Regions from separate parts of the Homo sapiens genome. Here region 1 is linked to region 2. Evidence: read pairs that join two places in POLR2A ChIA-PET (ENCODE). Cell type or tissue: PC-3. All regions are shown on one strand. Links, peaks and the distances in the headings refer to the core of each region. The heading gives the core; the rest is flanking DNA.

Region 1 (4,405 bases), core at 73-4,072, 150 kb before region 2:
CAACAGGAGAAATAAAGTGCTTTCTTAGGGTTTTCTGATACATGAAAAGAATTGGTGGTTTGGCTTTTCTACAGAAACTAAAATAAAAATTTAACCCTTTGACCCCTTCACAGGCTAACTAAATCATGCTCTGCTGAAGTAAACATGCAGTAAAGCTAAAGCCCAGAGGGTAATCACCCCAGTCTCTGGGGTAATCTTACACTCTGGGCCTGATTATTTCTAATTTAAGAGATGATTAAATGTACTTCAGTATATAGCCTTTGCCATCCTCCTCCTTTTCTGCAGATACACATGTACACAATAATTTTTACAGAAAATAAAATGTTATGAAGTAATATTTTGCCTCAAAAAATGACTGAAAGTAAATAAGAAAATATTAGTTGTTATTTATTCTAGTTAGAGGGTAGAGGGAATATAGGCATTGTGTTATTCTTATGCTTTTCTAAGAGCTTTAAATATTTCAAAAGAACTTTTTGCTGATTTCAGTTTTTTATTTTAACATTATTTTGTAATTACAGAATAATTGCAAGAATAGTAGAAAAGTTCCTATATACCCTTTGCTCATATTCTCAAAAATTAGCATTTTATCACATTACCTTTAGCACTCAGTCTTTATACATATAGAGGTTTATTTTTCCTGAACCATTTGAGGGTAAGTTGTATATCCTTTTTCCCATAAATACTTCAGTGTATGTTTACTGAAAATCAAGGACATTCTCTTACATTACGACAGCACAATTAACAAAATCCGAAAATGAATACAATATTAGTATTGTGGTGATAAAATACTGGTTGCTAATCTACAGACTGTACTCAAATTTTTCCAACTGTCAATAATGTTCTTTGTAAAGAAAGGAAATTCTGGATTATGAGTGTATTTGACTATCAAATCTACTCAGTCTTCTTTAATCTGGAAGAATTCTTTAGTCTTCCCATGTCTGTTATGACTCTGGCATTTTTGAAGAGTATGAACCAGCTATTTTTTGTAAAATGCCCTTAAACTTGGGTCCTCAAAAAAAATTGTTTTACGGTTCTAGAGACAATTTGTTCCTGTTTCTTAAGCTATTAAAACTGCATTTAAAATTGCATGCACTTACCCTCCATCAGAACTAATTCTCTTCTATATCTTCTTTCCGTAAAAGTTTTTATCAGTTACCAGTCGTTCAATCCAAAAACCTGGGAATTACCCTTCTTCTCCTCATTCAGCCTTCATGGCAGAGATTATATCTTATAAACACGGTTTTGTCATCCTCTCCTCTTCTTCCTCCCCACCACTATTCCTGAGTTTGAGTATGCCTCCTTTCAGTAGCCTCTAGGTCATCTCCAGTCTGCACCAACTCACCCCGTGTCAGTGCTTCATCCCTAAAGCTCTCAAAACAATTCTTTAAATCTCAAATAGAAGTCTTTTGGAGTTTCCTCACCATTTAAGATACTTCAAAGATTATACAGAGTTTGTGGAATAAATTACAAATGTCTTTTTAGTGCATCCCAAGCCTACCTTGGGGGCTTTAACTCCCAGCAAGCCACACCTCCAAAGCCAAGCCACACCTCCAAGCCACACCTCCAATGCGTCTGTCATACTGAACTTCTTGGAAATTCCCAACCAACCCCATTGGTTTATGACTCATAGTCTCTGCATATGCTGTTCCTTTGGCCTGAAACATGCTCCTCCCTCCCCACCCACACATTCTTTTTTATACAGCTGTGTTTTTTTCTATTAAAACTCACCTCAAGTAGCACTTCCTTAGCCAGGACTTCCCTATCTTTATCCTCCACCGCTAATCCATCCAATCCAACAGAAGCTTGTCTTTTTTTTTCTCTGCTCTCTGCGGGGAGAGGGAGCAAGTTTATGACGAGTAAAACCATCAAAGAACATTTCCTCATAGATGAAACCATTCCTGAACCAAACTAACAGTCCAGAAGCCAGAACTCAACTGTGTCACCCTAAAAAGCATAAAGAGTTTACTGATTTTATTCTCCCTATTTTGCCCTGCAAAAGTTAGCTTCATTTATGACTACTCTAACATGTATTTACCTGTATGTCTGATTATGTGAAGTTTCTTATGATTTTGCTGTTATACTTTAAGCTCTCAAACTGAGGGTTTTCCTCCTGGAAGTGGACCCCTGTTCGTCTTTTTAAAATCACTTCACTACTAATTGTCATAGATATTGGAATTGTAAGAATAGTGAATGGTAGCAATGTTACCACTGTAAAGATTAATTACCTAGGAAAAAAGTTCCATGTGATTATTATTGTCAATGTGTTTCGGAAAGCACAATTGGTTGTTATAAATGGTTTATGGGTACCTGGCTAGGCGTTCTCTATTCTAGGTCATTTTGCGCCTAGCAGCTGCCTAGAACGCAATAAATATTTGTGAACTAAATAGTGCCTTTGTCAAGCCTAAGATCCAATCAAGGCTGTGAAGAAATGGAGAAACTATTATTCAAGTTTTCTGCCTCAAAGAAAATACTCAGTGCTGTAGGCATTAAAACCAATTTTGACATACTTTCACCCAGACTCCTGAAACTGTGGCCAAAGTCTTGCACTGAGCTTGTGTTTGCTGTAAACTTACTCCAGCTTGTGTTTCATTCCTAATTTTCTTTCCTGCAAGTCACTGATTTTCTGCTTTCACATGAGAATCATCTAGGATGCTTTGAAAAAAAATACTGATGCCTGGGACCCACCCCTAGAGGTTCTGATTTGACTATCTCCAGCACTAGTATTTTTGGAAATTGAGCATTTTAATACAAAGTGCCAGTTGAAAATGACAGCTGGAAAAGAATCTATATTCTTTCTGTGTGATGTTAGAAGAAAAAAATCTTTTATAATTTCACTGTTGTGTAAGTTGGGTTTACTTTTTAGAGTTTGCATGGGGCTACCATGCTAGTTAGACCTTGCATAATCATCTTTTATGTAGATACAGACATCACTATGTTTAGCATATGATTTTTTAGAGAACAGCAACATGGAAACCCTAGAGAGATTTGACATTTAATCATTTGAAACTCCACATAAGAGTTCTGGAAAAACATCAGTATAATTATAACACTGAAGTTATCATTGCTTAAATAAAGACATATCCTAAACTTCCATAGTTTTTTTGAGTTATACTATGAAAACTACTAATGGGCTTTTATGAGTTCTAGGAAAAATAAAATAGCTAGGAACTCTAGTAGCTAAGAATCTGAACACAGTTTAAAGTAGATAGAAGGCCTTTAACTGATGAATGATTGTTGAGTCATCTAGTTCTTTTTCAAGTGGCCACATGTCTAGTCTTTCATGAAATAAGGAGTTTTCACTGATAGAAAAATAAAACAATTAACTTTTAAACTATCAAATTGCATAGCAATTGCAAAACAAAACTTGTTAAATAGCACTGGTTCTTTTGCTGATGTATAGTTTAGATGTCAATCCAAAACTCGAAATTGGAAAACACATTCTTTTTATTAGATTTCATTGTTTTTCCATATTGCAGTTGCTTTTTTGTTTTTCAAATTATACTCTAAATTCATAGTCTATTTCAGCTGGACACATGAAAAGATTAAAGAAAGTCTGAACAAATTATAGTTAGATTTGGCAAGGTTTGACACCAGATTAATGAATTACAAAGTAAAAGTAGGGTTATGAACATTTTTACTATGTTTGAAGTAACTCAAACTGTACCTAGGGAGAATTGAGAGTGCTTAAAATAATTTATAATGGGCCAAATTCAAGTCCCTGATTCTAAGATGCTAATAGGAAAACCATCTTAAATAATATTATTATCATTTAGTTGTAAATGAGTTGGAAACATGTATTCTGTTTTTATTAAAACACAATTATTAAAAGACTGGCAAAAGTGTAGAAGAGAACAAAGGAGTGGCCGGTCTTCAATTGACACTTGCGCACACACGGATGCTCGTCTTGATTTGACCTTTTCAGATGGGCCCAAACTTCTTGGCATAATGTTCCAGTGGAAATACTGTTTCTAAGTATTCTCTGCCAGCAAACAAGGAAAGTGCTGGTAAATTGATCAATGGTTGTAATACGCATACTGTTTACAAAACTAATGGGAAAGTCTCCAATGTGTCCTGTATCACCAAATTGGAACATAATGATTGTAAACACACAATGAAAGAGCTGCTTTGGAGGTTGTGTGACTTATTTGATAATATCCATCCTGTGGGAACTCCCTTGCTTGGCACCCAGTTATCTTCCCCCTTTGGCTCTGACTTTATGGTTGGGAGGTATAAGAGACAATTTGCTGCTAGGATTTCAAATTTTAAATCACAGCTCATTTACAGGAGGAATTGCTGTTTCTGTGGCTCTGCCTGCAGAGTATTCAAATATCCCATTTTATTTGAGTATCCAAATATCCCCTTCACAATTATTTCTAAAACAGTGATGATTGTATGATTATAACAC
Region 2 (4,405 bases), core at 136-4,135:
ACATGTTTATTCCCATTGGTCTGAAGTACTACACTCAATTTGTTTGTAGAAGCTTTGAGATCTGTATAGTAAGTATATCATGAAAAGGTAGGATGTTCTTTTTTTTTTTTTTTTTTTTTTTTGAGACCAAGTTTCATTCTCGTTGCCCAGGCTGGAGTGCAATGGCAGGATCTCCGCCCACTGCAACCTCTGCCTCCCAGATTCAAGTGATTCTCCTCCTTCAGCCTCCTGAGTAGCTGGGATTACAGGCGTCTGCCGCCACACCTGGCTAATTTTTTGTATTTTTAGTAGAGACAGGGGTTTTGCCATGTTTGCCAGGCTGGTCTTGAGCTCCTAACCTCAGGTGATCCACCTGCCTCGGCCTCCCGAAGTGCTGGAATTACAGGCGTGAGCCACCACACCCGGCTGGATGTTCTTTTTACCAGTGTCTTCCTGATATCTGTTCTTTGCCATAAAATTATCTTTCATGATAGAAAGATGGAGAATAAAGCAAATTTTGACCATTCTCTCCAGGGTCATTTTAATCAGCCTACTGCCTTAGTATTTACAATATCAACAGCATTCATTTGGAAAAGTTCCTTTTAGTCATCCTAAAGAAATGAACCATTAGAAACGCAATCAGGGATCATGAGCTTGGGTATTGTAAACAGCCATGCTTTCAGTCTTGATATTTTTAAGAATATTCATATTATTGAACTAGAAAAATATTACTTATTAGCAGTATTAAACTGGTTATCATTTAAAATTCATATAATTTTTCCTTTCAGCTAAAAATGTGAGGTAATAGGGACTGAGCCATCTCTTGCAGGAATGAGGACTGGCCACACAAGACAAAGAGGAATCCGTTGTTCTGCCTCGGGTCCAACTTCAAATTAGTAAGAAAGGGCCCTAGAGAAGGGAAAGGTTCTTAGAAGAGGCATTTATGAGCCCCTATCAAATCAATAGAAGCCTCACAGGATTCCTCTTTGTTTCGGACAAAGCCAGGACCTGTAAGTCAAGGGCCACGGTTGTTGAGATTTTGCAGCCTTCAGGAGAATGTTTGTAAAATATGTCAGTTACATTTGTTATCCCCTGTTCATTTCTTATTCTGAGTTGTAGTGAAACCCTTAAAACTAAATGGGAGGCATGAAGGATGCTGGAGGGCTATGGAAGAGCCTCCAAGAGCAAGTGATGGCAAGGAAAGAATGTAACTGAGATCTATAAGGCAGACCACCAGAAAGGGAGGCTGGAAATCGAGCATGGGCTGATGCTGTGGTCCACAGGTGGAATTTCTTCCTCCTCAGGGAAGCCTCGGTTCTGCTCTTAAGGCCTTTCAACTGACTATATCAGGACCATGTCAACTATTGAGGATAATCTGCTTTACTTAAAATCAGCTGATTATACATATCAATCACATCTACAACATACCTTCACAAAAACACCTTGTTTCATGTTTGATTGAGTAGCTGGGTATTACAGCATAGCCAAGTTGACACACAAAGTGTCCTTCAGTTGGGTGCAATGGCTCACTCCTGTAATCCCAGCACTTTGGGAGGCCAAGGAGGCTGGATCACCTGAGGTCAGGAGTTTGAGACCAGACTGGCCAACATGGCAAAACCCTGTCTCTACTAAAAATACAAAAATTAGCCCAACGTGGTGGTGCGCACCTGTAATCCCAGCTACTTGGGAGGCTGAGACAGGAAAATTGCTTGAACCGGGAGGCAGAGGTTGTAGTGAGCTGAGATTGTGCCACTACACTCCAGCTGTGTTGCTCTACGCAACAGAGCAAGACTCCGTCTCAAAAAAAAAAAAGAAGTGTCCTTCATAATGCACCCCTTGTCGTCTTGGCACCCATACATATCTCCTTAAACCATACCTGGCCTTCAAATAAAGATAATAACAAAGTCATTCTTCCACTTAACTTGATAAAACTATCCTACATAAAACTGAAAACATAATAATCTTTTTCCAGAAGAGGATGCAAAGTCCTTGGGTGATACTCACTTTCTCTTTGATATCCTGTTACTTAAATACAGAGATATAAAGTTAACTTATTAATATATCTTATGTTAGATGATAAGGGAGGGAAGAAACATATATACATATATATACACACACACATATATATATAACATAAGATATATTAATATATGTATTATATATACATATATGTATGTATATATGTATATGTATATATGTTTCTTCCCTCCCTTATCTATATACATATACATCTATATCGTTATACATATACATTATATATGTGTATATATATATGTATAATCTCCTACTGGTTTTGTTTCTCTGGTGAGATGCTAATCCAGATGTTGGTACAAGAGTAGGGTTCTGGTATTTAAAATGATATTACATTTCCTGTAGCCTGATAAAGTATATCTATTATTATAACTTATGTTTCTGAGAGCTTTAAACTACTTCCCTATTTTTATGCAATCATTTTAAAGATTATGGCTAGATCTAATTTAGGTTTGTTGATCATTGAATCTAAATTCAAGAGATGAAAGCAACATTAATTCCAAAGGAGAAATTTTGTATTTAGAGGTGGAGGTATGAGGGGTATTTTATTATAATGTCCTTGTTATCAAAAAGTGTCTTTATTCATGTGTGTGCTGCATTGAACAGCAGTGTCTCTCAAAGTTTGTCAACTGGAAAAAAAAACTGAAACCTATTTTTCTGGAGGAAATTTGGAGATGTCATTAATAATTTATGATTGGCAAAAGGTTTTGCTTATTTGTTGAGGATTTGAGCTCTCTTTAAAAGTTCGTTTCAAAGGAACAAATACTTTGAATAATAATTATCTTATTAAATATTATCTGGGTATGTTTAACTAAACCAGGTGAGGAAAACATGGTGTTGTTTAATTGTCAATAGATTGATACAAGATTGGATCAACATTTGATGTGTATAATTTTGGTAGCAGAGGTTTTGTGGGTTTTTTGAAGTTCAGTTTTTCTCTCCAAAAAATACCTAAAATTGTGGAAGTGCCTTTGGGTAGAGGCTGGAATAATTTTGAGGACCATGATAGGAAAAAACCTAGATGGTGGGGTGCAGCAGCTTACGCCTGTAATCCCAGCACTTTGGAAGCCCAAGGCAAGCAGATCACTTGAGGTCAGGAGTTTGAGACCAGCCTGGCCAACATGGCAAAACCCCATCTCTACCAAACAACACAAAAATTAGCCAGGTATGGTGGTGCATGCCTGCAGTCCCAGCTACTCAAGAGACTGAGGTGGGAGAATCTCTTGAAACTGGAAGGTGAAGGCTGCAGTGAGCTGAGATCGGGCCACTGCACTCCAGCCTGGGCAACAGAGTGAGACCATGTCTCAAAAAAAAAAAAAAAAAAAAAAAAAAAAAAAAAAAGAAAAGAAAAAGAAAAGAAAGAGAAAAGAAAAAAACCCTAGATCATATTGAACAAGACTATTGATAGAAATATGGATTTCAAAGATGACAATGGTGAGGCTCAGAAGGAAGTGAAGAACGTCGTAGAGAAAGTTTTTATTGTCTTATATAATACATATACAACCATGAACAGAATATTGGTAAAAATATGAAATTAAAGGCACTGCTAGTGAGAACTCAGTCAGAAATGAAGAATATATTATTAAAAACTGGAGGAAAAGAAATTTTTTTATATAGTGGCAGAAACTGTAAGTCTGAATTGTGTTCTATAGTTGTGTGGAAAGCATAACTTGTATGCGATAAACTTGGATATTTAGCTGAAATTTCCAAGAAAAGTGTTGACAATGTGACTTTGTTTATTCTTGCTGCTTTTAGTAAAATGTGTGAGGAAAGAGAAATTTGATGTAGGAACTATTAAGCAAAAAGGAACCAGCATTTGGTGATTTGAGAGGTACTCAGCCTATTCATATTGCAAAGGATGCTAAAATTAGGAGATTCACTGTTGAGAATGCATGCTCTGGAGAGAATTCTAAGAGTTTGGCTGGACAACCTTTTGCTGAAGAGATTAGATGTGTTACTCATGAATTCACTCAATCACTCAGAAAGAGCTAGGAATAGAAACAGGATTATCCAGGAAAGATCTGTGGAGTGCCATGCTCTCTAATGGCATAGATCTCCATAACATACACAGGAGACCCACAGGGTTTTTGATACTGTTGTATAAGCAGAAACCCTGCCAGCACCGACTGAAGGGAAGAGAGGTAGGGCAAGTGAAAGAGGGCTGATGGACTTTTAAAATCCTATACTCAGGAAATGAGTTGATAGAACTACTCAGCTTAACTTTGTTTAAACATGAATCCTTCAAAAAATAAAAAGGAAGGATGACTCTGAGTGCAGCAGCCTGAGTACAGAGGCAGAGGCCAGAGGTGTAGAATCAGAGACTAGAGCTATAGGCACAGAAGTCTGCAGAGCTTCTGAAGGTCCAGAGGACAAAGGCTTGAGCCACAGAAACTGA

The links. ChIA-PET counts read pairs that join two places held together with the same protein. Peaks named below come from ENCODE experiments on the same cell type or tissue, not always from the same donor. Only the 100,000 strongest peaks of a DNase experiment are listed, where the experiment ranks them.
Region 1: POLR2A ChIA-PET joins it to region 2 with 5 read pairs; 2 of 35 experiments call an interaction of 5 or more read pairs at or near these places.

Annotation. Positions count from the first base shown.
Region 1 is chr7:118,078,396-118,082,800 of GRCh38, reverse strand. No RefSeq gene overlaps it. Among named protein-coding and RNA genes, the nearest start is that of LSM8, 100 kb to the left of the region's middle. In PC-3, for the core only: no CTCF peak of the experiment used is centred there; a DNase peak (open chromatin) is centred at 1,620.
Region 2 is chr7:117,932,830-117,937,234 of GRCh38, reverse strand. No RefSeq gene overlaps it. Among named protein-coding and RNA genes, the nearest start is that of CTTNBP2, 62 kb to the right of the region's middle. In PC-3, for the core only: no CTCF peak of the experiment used is centred there; no DNase peak of the experiment used is centred there.